Linked DNA regions of Homo sapiens: region 1 is linked to region 2. A link is an interaction called in ENCODE POLR2A ChIA-PET data of the cell type or tissue named here. Cell type or tissue: MCF 10A. All regions are shown on one strand. Each heading gives the region's core, and the rest is flanking DNA. Links, peaks and the distances in the headings are about the cores only. Region 1 overlaps LOC107986297 (a long non-coding RNA gene). Region 2 holds the start of LOC124900741 (a long non-coding RNA gene).

Evidence for each region. Peaks named below come from ENCODE experiments on the same cell type or tissue, not always from the same donor. Only the 100,000 strongest peaks of a DNase experiment are listed, where the experiment ranks them.
Region 1: POLR2A ChIA-PET joins it to region 2 with 8 read pairs; 2 of 35 experiments call an interaction of 5 or more read pairs at or near these places.

The regions. Positions count from the first base shown.
Region 1 is chr4:101,689,916-101,696,588 of GRCh38, reverse strand. It overlaps LOC107986297 (a long non-coding RNA gene), which reads right to left. Exons shown (of 3, transcript XR_001741778.1): 2 at 6,219-6,324. Among named protein-coding and RNA genes, the nearest start is that of BANK1, 97 kb to the left of the region's middle. In MCF 10A, for the core only: no CTCF peak of the experiment used is centred there; no DNase peak of the experiment used is centred there.
Region 2 is chr4:101,639,472-101,646,144 of GRCh38, reverse strand. It overlaps LOC124900741 (a long non-coding RNA gene), which reads left to right and starts at 1,049. Exons shown (of 2, transcript XR_007058204.1): 1 at 1,049-1,162; 2 at 4,333-4,758. In MCF 10A, for the core only: no CTCF peak of the experiment used is centred there; a DNase peak (open chromatin) is centred at 2,744.

The DNA of each region.
Region 1 (6,673 bases), core at 937-5,936, 50 kb before region 2:
GACAATGGAGGAAATAATAATCGAATTTCAGAGTTCTTTGGTTTCATTCTACTGCTAGATTTGCATTCTTCTGAACCTGTTTGGATGTCAGCTCTGCGGTGAGATATCCGTCTAACACAAGGCTTTAGAGAACAGATGCAAAAGAGATTAAATTTTGCCTTAAAACAACTTTCCATTTGCATTTGGTGATTGAACAGGGGAGGATTAAACTGTGGTATCAGCCTGTGTAATACCCATTCAGTTTCTCTTGAGATTTCCATTTGTTCTCTCTAGTGCAGTACTATCTTTACTGCTTCAATAAATGATTTATCTCATTGTCTATTAGGGTGAATCCTGTTTGGAGCACACTATAATACATTTGCCAATGATGATAATGCTTAAATAATGCAAACACTAGCTTTTATCTTTACAAAGCCCAACAATGAACTGATTAATTTCAGAATTGTGTTATGTGGATTCTCACTATTCTATATATGTACAGATTTATTTTGATAAGTCATGGTCCACATATTCTCCGAAAACTTAGTGGAAGTATTTTAGTTATCCAAATTCCTATATAGAAAACTGGAATAGGAATAACATAAAATAGGCTCTATGACTGATCATTATGTTATAACCAAAGCCCTGAAAACTTCAATTGAAGTATAGGAGTAATTGAAGGTGAACAAGTAAATGTGCCCCATGAATAATACCATTTATTGAAATAAATGTAAATAGAGTTTATGATTATAGTAAAATTATACTACAACTAAGTTGATAGTGTACATGTTAAATAATCCAGTATCCTCATTCTGCTTTTAGCAGGCCAACCTTGAAATTGTCACTTATTACTATTGACCCTCGTTTTCTTTATCTGTAAACTGAGTAAGTGGCTTAGTTGATCCACAAGGTCCCTTTTAGATCTAGAAGCATGATTCTCAACACACATGATCTATTCTAATTAGATACAAAGTATAAAAGTTATTATAAATATCTATATTTAGTATTACTTTTGTATAACTATTCTAGATTAAAGTTTTTTTCTAGCATCTGCAATTACTTTGAACATTAGTAATTAATCATCATTACCATCCTCACATTGACATTCTCTCATGGTAAAATGCAAAAGCCTAAGCCATAGTGAAATACCTCCAACTCCTGCCAATTTGCCCACTGACTCACCCCTCCTAGGCAGTTGTATGTGCTGTTTCACTCTTCAGGATCCTCCTGACCATGCCCCTCAATTCTCTGCCCCCTTTTCTTGCTAGCTTTAACTGATGTTCCATGACTCATATCAAGTCAGCTCCCATAGCTCTCTGAATTTATTCCTATCATTGTATAAGACATTTTAAATACCTACTTATGTGCCTGTCTTCCATTATACTGTCAATTTCATGGGGGTGGGACCAAATTTTCTTTTTTGTCCTTATAACTGCCAGTGTCAGCACAGTACCTGAAGCAAGGTCCTACTGATTAAATGCTGCTAGTTGTCTGGCACAGAAAAATGAGAAAACAAATAGTGAGTAGGTGCATATAAGAGTATACGGATTTAAAGAGACAACAGAAAGGCAAGGCCCAGTCAAAATACTCTGAGACTAGACGCTAAGATATATTCCTGTGTATCCATCAGCTCCTGGGAAAGGGGCTGTAAACAGTTACATCTGAGGTTTATCATTCCCTGAGAAGTAGTTTCTGGGTCAGGAGTAGGGAAAGGCTCAGAGAACATTACTCGCTCCTGTACAGTTTTCTAAGAAACCAAGGCAAAAATGGCCGGGCGCGGTGGCTCACGCCTGAAATCCCAGCACTTTGGGAGGCCGAGATGGGTGGATCACCTGAGGTCAGGAGTTTAAGACCAGCCTGACCAATATGGTGATGCCCTGTCTCTACTAAAAATACAAAAAAATTAGCCAGGTGTGGTGGCATGTGCCTGTAATCCCAGCAACTCAGGAGGCTGAGACAGAAGAATTGCTTGAACCCAGGAGGCGAGGTTGCAGAGAGCAGAGGTCGCACCATTGCACACCAGCCTGGGCAACAGAGCGGGACTTTGTCTCAAAAAAATAAATAAAAAAAGAAACCAAGGCAAAAACAATTAGAGGGTGGATTTTTCCACAAACTACCCAAATACTTAGATGTTTGAGTTTCGGAGAAAAGGGAAAGCAGGAGAAAGGAAGAAATATTCACTTGAGTGGTTCCAGTTTGCTAGCTTCTGAAAAATATTTTTAGAAGTATTATCTTTTTTAAATGGAGATAAACTATTTCCTCATCATCTCACTGATAAACAGATGTGAAAGTATCAGTGACAAAGCAGCTAGGGAAGTGAAATTTTTCTGGTACTGAAAAGTAAACATTTAAATTAAGGCGAATACCTTGGGGGTAATTGTATTGTATGGTGGGAAGGTATGACAATCAAAGTGTAATGTTCTTGTTTTATTAGGGGGAATGGATTGGCAGAAGGTAGTCAGAAAAGGGTGGGTGGGTATGCCACAGATGAGTCAAAGCAGGAAGAAAATAGATAAATATCGACTCCTTCACAGTTTTAACAAGGACCTGCTGGTTTATCTAAATAGTCATCTGTGCAAAAACAAATAGACGCTGTGAGCAAAAATATCTCCCCTGCCTGACTATTCATGCAAGCCTATTAACAGGAATAATAAAGGGAGGGAGGTGTGATGAGGATGGCAGGATGGGACTTCCGCTTTGCAAGTAGCCACTTGCCCGTGGTGAACAGCTACTCGTGTTTAGTGATAACTGAAGAAGGCTGATCTCATTTGTTTTTAATCCTGCCTGCCTCTGGCTATTTGAGGCAGATACATTAAAAATCTGGGCTGCTAAAGGCTGAAAATAGTGATTTGTTTCATGAGAAGACACCGCACTCAATAACTATCCTTTTCACGTGTGTTTGATATATCTTCTTAGATGTATCAAGTATTCTCCTAAGGATTTGACAGAAATAGCATTGTTACCATCTGGTCAGTTAACTGAACTAATTTAAAACTAAGCATGGTAAATTTTAAATTAATGAGTGTAGTATATAAATATAAATATGCAAATATATAATTACATAGCATTTTCATAATCATTTAACATTTCCTAAAATTTAGTAACAGGAAGCATGTATTTATGGGGAAAACTGTTCTGCTCTTATGCCAAAGAATGGGTTACCTTTATGGAGTATAGTTTTTTGAGACAGACCATATTGTAAAATAAAACATAAATAATATTGCAAAACTTAAATCCTTACAGGCTCATTCAGTAATCCAGTGTTAAATATGGGTTCCCCAGCTCCTATTTTAGGAATCTCACCAGCGACTGTCTCAGTTTACCACTGGTATTTCATAAACAATGTGTATATTTAAAGTTGGTGCTCAGGGAAGTTATTATTTTCCTCAGCTTCTTCTTGGAACTGAGGCCCAATTTTCTGAATTACAGAGAGAAAAAAAATAATAGAGAGACAAAGAAATTTGGCTGTGATTCTTTTAAATCTATCTCATAGTGGACTCTATGTGCTAAATAAAACTGATATACAGTAAAAGTAGTTTCCTTGGCAACGATAGCTACCAAATTAATTTTCAAACTTGGAAAACTCCGTGCTTTTTACACTGTAGTTATCAGTAGTACCAGTAACACAATCAAGAATAAAACAATGAAGGAAATAAAGGAAGATTCAAGCCCCTAAATGTGGACAGTTTGGTTAAGGTAGAACAAACTGGGAGTAGAATAACAGGTCATATGTTACAAAAAAAGTTAAAATGGGGAAGAAATTAGTCATTTTGTTTGGTTCAAGGGAATAGGGCCAGATATGAAATTCAGAAAAGAAAATATAGACTGTCAGGAGAAATATCTCAAAGAGACAAAAAATGAGTTAGTAGTTAGGTTACTAACTCCAGAATACTCTTGAACAGAAGTCAGGCAAAATTCCATCCTCCAGGACAATGGAAAAGTGATTCATTACAAAACTTTAGAGGCAATATTAGACCAAGCCATACTATTCCCAAAAACGTTTGAAGATTTACTTTCTTCCAGCTTCAAACTGTTATAATTTCTTGGCTCATATGATTTGTAATTTTTTTATAGAAAAGATTTAAAAATGCAACTGTAATATAATTTATAGGCTCTCTCTAAAAGGAAAGCAAATAAGGAACTGAGTTATCATTCTTAAAAACAAAATAAATAGGCTGGTGAAGACTTTTAAAAGTATATTTTCTGTGTTTATTAAAGTGGTAAAGAGCTTAATTACCGTTAATAGGAGTTGCTCCGAGTTAGAGTTTAACAGGGCTCTAGCACCCTGTTTGGAAACACAGCTGGGCCAGATGTGGCTTAAAGCAGAAATTGCAGGTTAAGCATCTCCATAAATCCTTAAGTACCTCTGAGAATGTCTCAGGAGTCACAGGGCCACTTACTCCAGTTAAGAGTGTCTTCATTATACTAAATTCCTGATTACACTATAGACATAGAGAGTCCCAAGGCAGGTCTCTATATACTCGCAGGGAAGAGGGATAATCTGTTTCTATGCAACTTTAGTTCAATAGTCTCTAACTTTCCAATAAATATAGAAATACAATTGCAGATAACAGGAACTATCACCTACAGATTGTTACAATAATAGCTTTTGTGTTTCAAGTGCCTGCAGTATATTTTCTTCAATCTTCCTAACAATGCTATTTGCCCAAATCTGTCAATCAGAAAACTGACTGCAGCTCAGGAAAGTTCCTCTCTCTTTCTCTCTTGTTTGTGTTGTCTAAGCTTAAACAGTGAGAGACTAAACCAGGACTCAAACTCAGCTACACATATCTCTAGTCCTCTACTTCTAAATTTTATTCCCTGTATTAAAGGCCTTTTGCAATCTGATCTCAACGTTTTTTATTCTTTCTTTTCTTATTGATTGATTAAATATGATGGAGAGTCATTAATGATATCCAGTTTTTGTCCTGGGCAACTGGCAAATGTTTCCATTCACTGAGATGGGAAAAATAGAGAAATAGTGATTACATGAATGATTCTGGAACTCAGTGAAGTTACCATCTGGAGGTAAAGGGTTGAGAATAACTAACAAGTAGATAATAGTAGAAATGGTGAAAGAAGAAGATATTTCTTCTACGGCCTTTGGCCCAGGAAGAGCTCCAAAACACATTAAATTTCCAAGGAATGGTAAAGGAAGAAGAGCTATAAGGGAAACACAGGAAGTGTCCAGATAAGAAGAATGAAAATCCAAAAATAAACTTGCTCCAGAAATAAGGAAAAAGAGCATTTCCAAAGAAGGAAAAAGTAAAAAATTAAAACACACAACAACATGATAGTAATAAGAATAGTAGCAACAGGCTGAGTGCCATGGCTCATGGCTATAATCCCAGTATTTTGAGCAGTTGAGGCAGGAGGATTGGTTGAGCCCAGGAGTTCTAGAACAACCTAGGAAACACAGTGATACCCCATCTCTATAAAAACATAAAAAAAATTTAGTTGGGCGTGGTGATGCACGCCTGTAGTCCAAACTCCTCTGGAGGCTGAGGTGGGAGGATCACTTGAGCCCTAGAGTTCAAGGTTGCAGTAAGCTATGATCACACCACTACACTCCAGCCTGGGTGACAGAGCGAGACTATTTCAATTGACAGAGTGTCCTTTGAAAACTAAGTGCATACTATTGGAAGCTCACACAGACCCTGTGAATTCAGTTCTATTATTATCTCCATGATAAGATGAGAATAATGGTAACTAACTCATAGAATTATTGTTAGTTTCTATTGCAAATGCAACCATTCCTGTAAGAATGCTTCCAGTAGACTGGGGTAGAAGCCAGGTTGCAGCAAACCAAGAAGTATAACAGAGGAGAGGAGTTGGTTAAGGCAGAAAGTAGAAGTATTCAGGGTAGTTTTAGGATTCAGGAACATCGGTTCACTGCAAAAGAGGGACTTAGGAAGGGAAAGACTTGGAGGAGAAAGGAAAGCAGGTTGGGTCGAACCAGGAAGGAGAACTGCAGAAGACAAAGGGCCTGAGAGAGGGGCAGTGATGGACAAATAAGGGTGCCCAAAGGATAAAGATGTGAGATAAAGTGTTTTAAGAACAACAGCCGGTTATCAAAAACATTAGTTTCAAGTTGGAATGAGGGTTGAGGACCACCCTGGATCACTTTACCTTTAGAGAAAGTCCCAGAACTGATAAGCCAGTCAGGATGGGATCAGCTCACTTCATCTGCAGGACTCTCCTCACTTATTGGAAAAAGTACATGAATGAATTATGTTTACCTTCATTGTATTTCTGGACCAGAAGTGCAGTGTTGTGAATTAAAACATGTCACACACTTAGGTCTCCAGTTTCTTGTCTTCAAAAAAATAGATAGAACCTTGCAACCTGCAGGCAGAAATAACTTTTACTATTGTTGTTTAGATGCTATCCAGGGGTCCACTGGCTCCCTATGGCCTGGTTAAACTTAGCTTGCCTTCTAATTAGTTGGTCTTCCTTCCATGGAAAGGTCAAGAGCTTGGCTTGTGATTTTTGTGAGTTCTCAGCCACTAACTTCCTCATGGTTCTAACTCATGTTTTCGGGTGGGTGGGGACATGATGCCTCAGATCACCAATATTAGACTAAGTGCAAGATCTATGTCTTAACCCCCAAAACTTCAAGCATTTTGTGAACTTAGTAACCCGATTCAGCAAGCAAGGGAAGGACCAAAGGCATCATGTAGAAGTTCCCCATTTT
Region 2 (6,673 bases), core at 576-5,575:
TGCTCAGCTTCATACATTATTATTTATTTACCATGTTTATTTCTCCCTTCACTACAGTGTAAGTTTCATGAGGACCGTGATTTTTATCAATTGCCTTTTTACTTCTTTATTCTCAGCACCAGGAACCATGCCTAGTAGGTAGCATTCATACAACAAAGATTTGTGGACTGAATGAATGATGCATGAGTCCCTAGGAGCTGGACCAGGGGCAAAAGCTGTGTCACTCTTCCATATGCTATCAGTAGCACTCCTTCACTTGATTTTCCCAAAGGGAAACGTATCTTTTTGTATCTCCTGTACTCAGGAGGAATCTCTGTTATCTCCGTTTCTTTTTGTGAGGGATTTGGGTTGGTGTCAGGGTCCTTTATGCCCCACAGATTTTTCAAATCTGAGTTAATAAGCCCGAAGAGTTCCACACAAATCAAAATCTTGATGCTGTATTAAAAACATCCTACAGTTTCTAGAAAAGCATGTTCCTCTCAAAAACCAGAGTAACAATGGAAATAAATGCCTTCCACTGAGCATTTTCTCTGTCAGTTATGGCACTGGGTGCTTTATATACATTAAATTTAATCTTAAGAAGCACCATGTAATATAAGTATTATCTCCATTTTACAAAGAAACATGAGGCCACGAGAAAGGAAATAATATTCCATAGTTTACAAAACTAAGGATCCTGTAGCTCAAACATATTTCAGAGATTTTGTGTGCCCCTGCAACTCCTAGGAAGACATCTATTTTAAAGACAAAAAGCCTCTCATTCTCACTCACTCCTATGCTCTAGTGTGCTCACAATACTGAAACCTAGGTTGCCAGTACCTGGCAAATACCTGGTGTGTATATATTTTAAATAAATATTAAATTCAATTAAAAAATCAAAGTCCAAACTATGGAGGAACATTATATTTTGACCGGATGTAATCCTCAAAGATAATACATTAGATGCTTTAATGTGTCTTGGAATGACAAGTGATTATGGAAAATTTAGACATGAATTAGTCTCTGGCTAGCATACGAGGAAGAAAGATTTAAATTACTATAATTTTAGATGTGCAGCTGTGTTATCATGGATTTCCAGTGAACAAGGGCCACAAAAATCCATCTATTTTCATCATCCCCAGAGCACCAGGACTACAACAATAAGAACAGCTCTATGGAAATGGTCAGTATGTCAATCTTTTGTTGTTGTTTTTGCCAGCAGTCCCTGATAGAATGAGTTCACCCAAGGAACACAAATGGAGACTATATTACATTGCCATAGATCCACTTGCTTTATGAGTGACCAGGCATTGATGTAGCTGTTTTTGTCATAGTATAGCCACATCGTGCCTAGGTACTATATCCCTGCACCACATCCACACATATTAGAGATCCTAAAACATTCAGTATTTCCAGAATACAACAAAATCCTGGCAAAGGCCCAGCTGTATATTTTAGTTTTACCTCTTGATTGAGTTGAATGATTTCCATCATGGCCATCTGGAACTATGACTAGGCTTAAAATGGTTTCTAAGTAGAAACACCACACTAGCTAAAATATATTTCTAAGACCAATTTTCCATTTGTTTAGAAAACAAATGTACTCAACCTAAAAGGAAAGAGATTATTTGAGCCTCCATTTAATCCCCAACAATTTCATTGTATTATTTGCTCTTTTTCCTGTCCAACTGGAGATACTGCCTTTCTCTAGGAGAATTCTTTCTGCCAGTTGTGAGACTTGGGAGGTCAGGATTCTAGGGCTACTACTGCCCCAGCATCATTAAGGAAACACAGTTTTTATGCTGGTCTCCAATTTTGTATTCCAAACTTATTTATTTCTTTGGAGGACATCACATCCTACTCTCAAAGAGAATCTCTTCACTCACATTTACTTTCTTATAGATAGAATTCTCAAATATCTATATGCTGATGACCTGTTTCCTTACCAAAAACTCTATTGAGATAATAATACACATTCTTAGAGAAACATCATAGTGAATTACCATACTCTGATAAACTGTCAAATTGGGAAGCAAAATACCTTATTCATCAGTTCCAAAAAACCTGACAGAGTTTGTTATTCTTTATTATGCAATCATAAGAATCAAAATGATGGAACGAAATATCTGAGCAAAACGGAGCAATTCTAGGTTAATATAGCTAGATGTGATATTCCCAGAGATCAAATTACTTATTTTTCAACTTGTTTTTTTAATTGGATGCTTCTAGAATTGATTTCAGATGTCTAAATTTGCAGACCAAGATTAATTAGGAAAGAGATAACTACTATCTTGATCCAAAACTTCTTGGAAAGTTCAAAGAATGAATGACAAATATTGCCAAGAGAATAAATTCAAAACATAATAAATTCTCCTTAAGATGCAAAACCATTAATATTATACCTCCTTATTTGTACTTGTTTACTTTTAAAAAGCCAGAGTCAATATGAACAAATTCATTCCCAATCAAGTCTGTTTTGCTTGACAGTGACAGTGATGCAAACATGTTCAGACCTCACTCCAGTAAGACACTTCCAGGAGGAATGCAGTCCCTACCTAAGAGAAGTCTGCAAGTTGAGAATATGAATGTAGTCCTTTCTGCTATGAGGTTTTTTGGAAGTAGGGCATGTCACAAAACATCTTGGCATTCTACCCAAGAAGCAAGCTTTCAAACAGCATTTCTTTCTTACAGGTGTTGAAAGGTGCTACTCCCCAAACAGTAAACAGCAGTGATTCATTAGCATAAGGGCGTAGAAAAACAGAACTGTGTGAATGGATTATTCTATTGCTGGGAGTTGCGGTAATGAGTCATCATTTCTACTCAATATTCCTCCCTTCTCATTTTGAGTAGCTGCTCTTCTTGAAGGAAGACCTTATGAGGAAGAGACTTTATAAACCAGAACTGGGAAATGATGTCCTTCAGCTTTGACTCAGAAACTTGGCTGAGGAAATTCAGCAACACATACCAATATTTAAAAGTTGAATGCAGCATTTTCATTAACTTTGAACAATCTGATTTTTCTAATTAATTTCTACACAGACTAAAAAAATCTAAAATTTCTCCCCCAAAAATGTTTAAGGCTAGGGTGACCACAGGTTCCTTCCATAAATTATTTTGCCTTTAAAAATACATTAGGATCCAAAGCCCAAAGATAAATTTTGTATGCATTTGTTCTAAATACATGGATGGAGATTTCTTTTAATTAATTATATTTAGCTGGGAGAATTTGTCCTGATCAATGATTTGAAAGGCTCTTATAGCAAGGAAATGGGATGAAGAGAGTAAAGGCTCTAAGGGATCTTATCTGGTATAGAGACGAACTTAATGTACCAGCAACTTTCTCAGAGCCATAGCAAACATCTATATTTGCATCCTTAAAATTCCTAATTTCTAAGTTTTTGGAAGAGCAACTGTTAGCTCTACCTTCAAGACCTACATCTTAATTTATGCTCATGTCCAGCAGACAATGGTATGAAGAGAGAGGAGTCGGGTGGTAAATAATGTTGTGAATAAGACAATACTTCTGTTCTTGCTTGTCTAGTTTTAACAAAAATGTGCCTATGCCAAATCTGGTAGTAGGATGACAGCTAGGAAGCCAGCTGAGAGGCATCAGGGAATTCGTGGGAACTGCACTAGATTGAGAGTCGGGAAGGTTTGGGTCTTACCTCAGCTCCCTCACTAACTGGCTGTACAACCTTGGCAAAGCCTCTTAGTGCTCAAGTCCTTCTTTTCTGATCTTTAAATTGAAGGGATTTGGACAAATGAGACAGTTCTAGCAAGTTTCCTCATCATATGCAAATTTCTAGCTAAAAGAGACAAAGCTAAAGTGAGAATACAACGTGGTCTGTCATTTATATTCCAACAAGGAAAAGGAGCCAAAAAATTTGTGTTAGGGAAGGTTGCCCTAGGGTTTGTTGCCTTTAATAGCATCTTTATATTCTGGGCAAGCCTTCTTATACATTTTGGGAAAAGGCAAAAGGAAAGCTTTGAAGTTGATTCACATGAAAATACTTCCTCTGTTAGACAGAAACACTCAGATATAGACATCTAAGTGTGGTTGGTAAACATAAATCCTAATCAAGGATTATGAATAACAATGTCAATGATGATAAGTTGATGAAAGTTAATGATTACTTTGAGAGGTACTGAATTTTTCTAGTTTTCTTTAAAATCTTCATAAATCATAACAGTTTTAAAGGCAGTTTTGAACAATATAGCCAATAACTACCATCATAATATCCAACATGTTTTGAAGTCATTGCAATGTATTTGAGATTTTAGATGCCTTCCATTTATTCTTGATAATAACTACATAAATATTGAATAAGTAATATCATTACTTTCATTCTACAGATGAGGAACAAGTTTCAGAGAACAGAAGGAATTTGTCTTGGGCTGCACAGTCACTAAGGAGAGAGCAGGCACCCAAACTGTGCCATTCCCTGTCCTCTTGGGAGCTATACTCTTCTGTATCCCTGCTTCTGTTCAACGTATCTGGCTCAAGAGACATTTACAAAGGAAGGAAACACTCGTTGTATGAAAAACAAACATGATATAAACCTGTTTCGTTAGCTTTCAAGACTACCCTACCCAGGGGTGGCTACCCTAAAGAGAATAGCAAAGTTGATAAGAGAAAGAATGATAAAACTATCAGATTTCTCCCTATCACATTTTTCAAAATATTTCACCACATCTGAAGAGGTATTTTTCATTCATTTTCTGTAAGATAGTAGAAATGAAAGTGGTCTAAAACGCTAAATAAAAGGGATATTGTTTGTATTTATTACTTCTTGAATGCAGTGTATATTTAGAACTCAGAACAATGGTTGTATTTAGCCTATACACTCCTTTTAAGAAATTCACCCCATGTATGTGGGCAGCCTTAGATCCTAGATTCATCACAGCTTCTATTTGTGAACCATTAGTTTGTATCCCTCTTTTGACAACCACCTTGGAAAATAATTTCTCTCTCATGCAAACCTGTCCCACCTTATTGAAGGCCCACTGTAGCCTTTACAACTTAAAACAGTTCTCTGTACTGAAGTAGTCATGTTACTAACTGCACGAATGACACTAGCAAGTTAAAACAACGTGAATTCTTAATGTATGTCGGATTTAAAATTCTTTTGATCCCCGATTTGTTGTGCTCAGCATTGTAGTCTGTGCAAAGCAAAGTTATTAGCTGAGAAAATTAAGATGTTTGAGTATTCTATATTTCTATTCTTTGATGTGTATAAAAATTAGAATTGGAATTACAATTAACTCTGAAGTTACTATCAGAGCAAAGTAAACAAAATGTCATTGATATGTAAACAAATTCAATGCCCTAATCAAAAAATGTAAATAGAATGGGATTTGAATTCACATCATATTAATTCTAAAGAGAAAGTATGATAGAAAGAACATGAGCATGGAAATAGCAAAACAACACAGGTCAGGTATGAGTTTTTGAAAAATCCTGATTTGAAAATCCACTTGTTTCCTTAATAAAGTTATTTAACCATTTCAAGCCTTAGCTTCAACATCTGTAAAATGGGATTTACACTATCCAGCTTGGAGAATCTTACAGAAATTAGAGAAATAACATAGAAAACAAATAGCAACCACAGCTAATTCAGTCACCTATCGGCTTGCTTACTTTTGTTGTGCCTATTTAGAAGAAATATAGTTAATACCAAAAGACATCATTAATTATGGGTCAACTTTGTAAATTCTAAACCGTGGCCAAAATGGCAACATAAGATTGCCATGGCTGGAGATTTTAACTGCTTTTACATGAGACACATGGTGAGGTATAAAGTACTTTCCATTGGAAGAAACATCTATGATATGTTTCTCAATATGAACGCTGGTATGCTTTCATAGTCCAAGGTTTCTCACTCATCTATGGCTTTTTCAAAATGTCCTAATTTCTAGCCAGGCACAGTGGTTCACACCTGTAATCCCAGCACTTAGGGAGGCCAAGGTGGGAGGATCACAAGGTCAGGAAATCGAAACCATCCTGGCCAACGTGGTCTCTAGTAAACCCCGTCTCTAGTAAACATATAAAAATTAGCTGGGCGTGGTGGCATGCTCCTGCAGTCCCAGCTACTCGGGAGGCTGAGGCAAGAGAATCGCTTGAACCTGGGAGGCAGAGGTTGCAGTGAGCTGAGATTGCGCCACGGCACTCCAGCCTGGCGACAGAGAGAGACTCTGTCTCAGAAAAAGAAAAGAAAAGAAAAAGTCCTAATTTCCTTAATATGTGAATCTTTGATTACTAATCACCTGTTATTTGTCTCCCACATAAGGGTGAATACTGCTAAAAGTGTAATTTCTATCAGCGAGATAAGAAGTGAAAAATGTGGTTTAAATGTATGGGCAAGTGGGCTACCTAACATAGACACCCAGAACAAGATAGACATGCACACACCAGCATACCAGTACTGGTCCTGACTAGACCTCCCTACCTGCAGGGCTGCCCCACAGGATGAACAGTGTGGATGGAGAAAGGAAAATGTGTATTCCTTACATGCAGCTCACTGTCCAAGGAGAAGAAGTGGAGGAGATATGCATACACAGTTCCTGCTACCAAACTCACCCCTCAAATTAAATCACACATCCTCCATAGGGCAAAGTGTGCAAGGAGGTAGAGAGTGGCCAGGAGAATTCCACTATTAAAGATATCTCTGCATGAAAGGAGACATCAAGAGTAGGG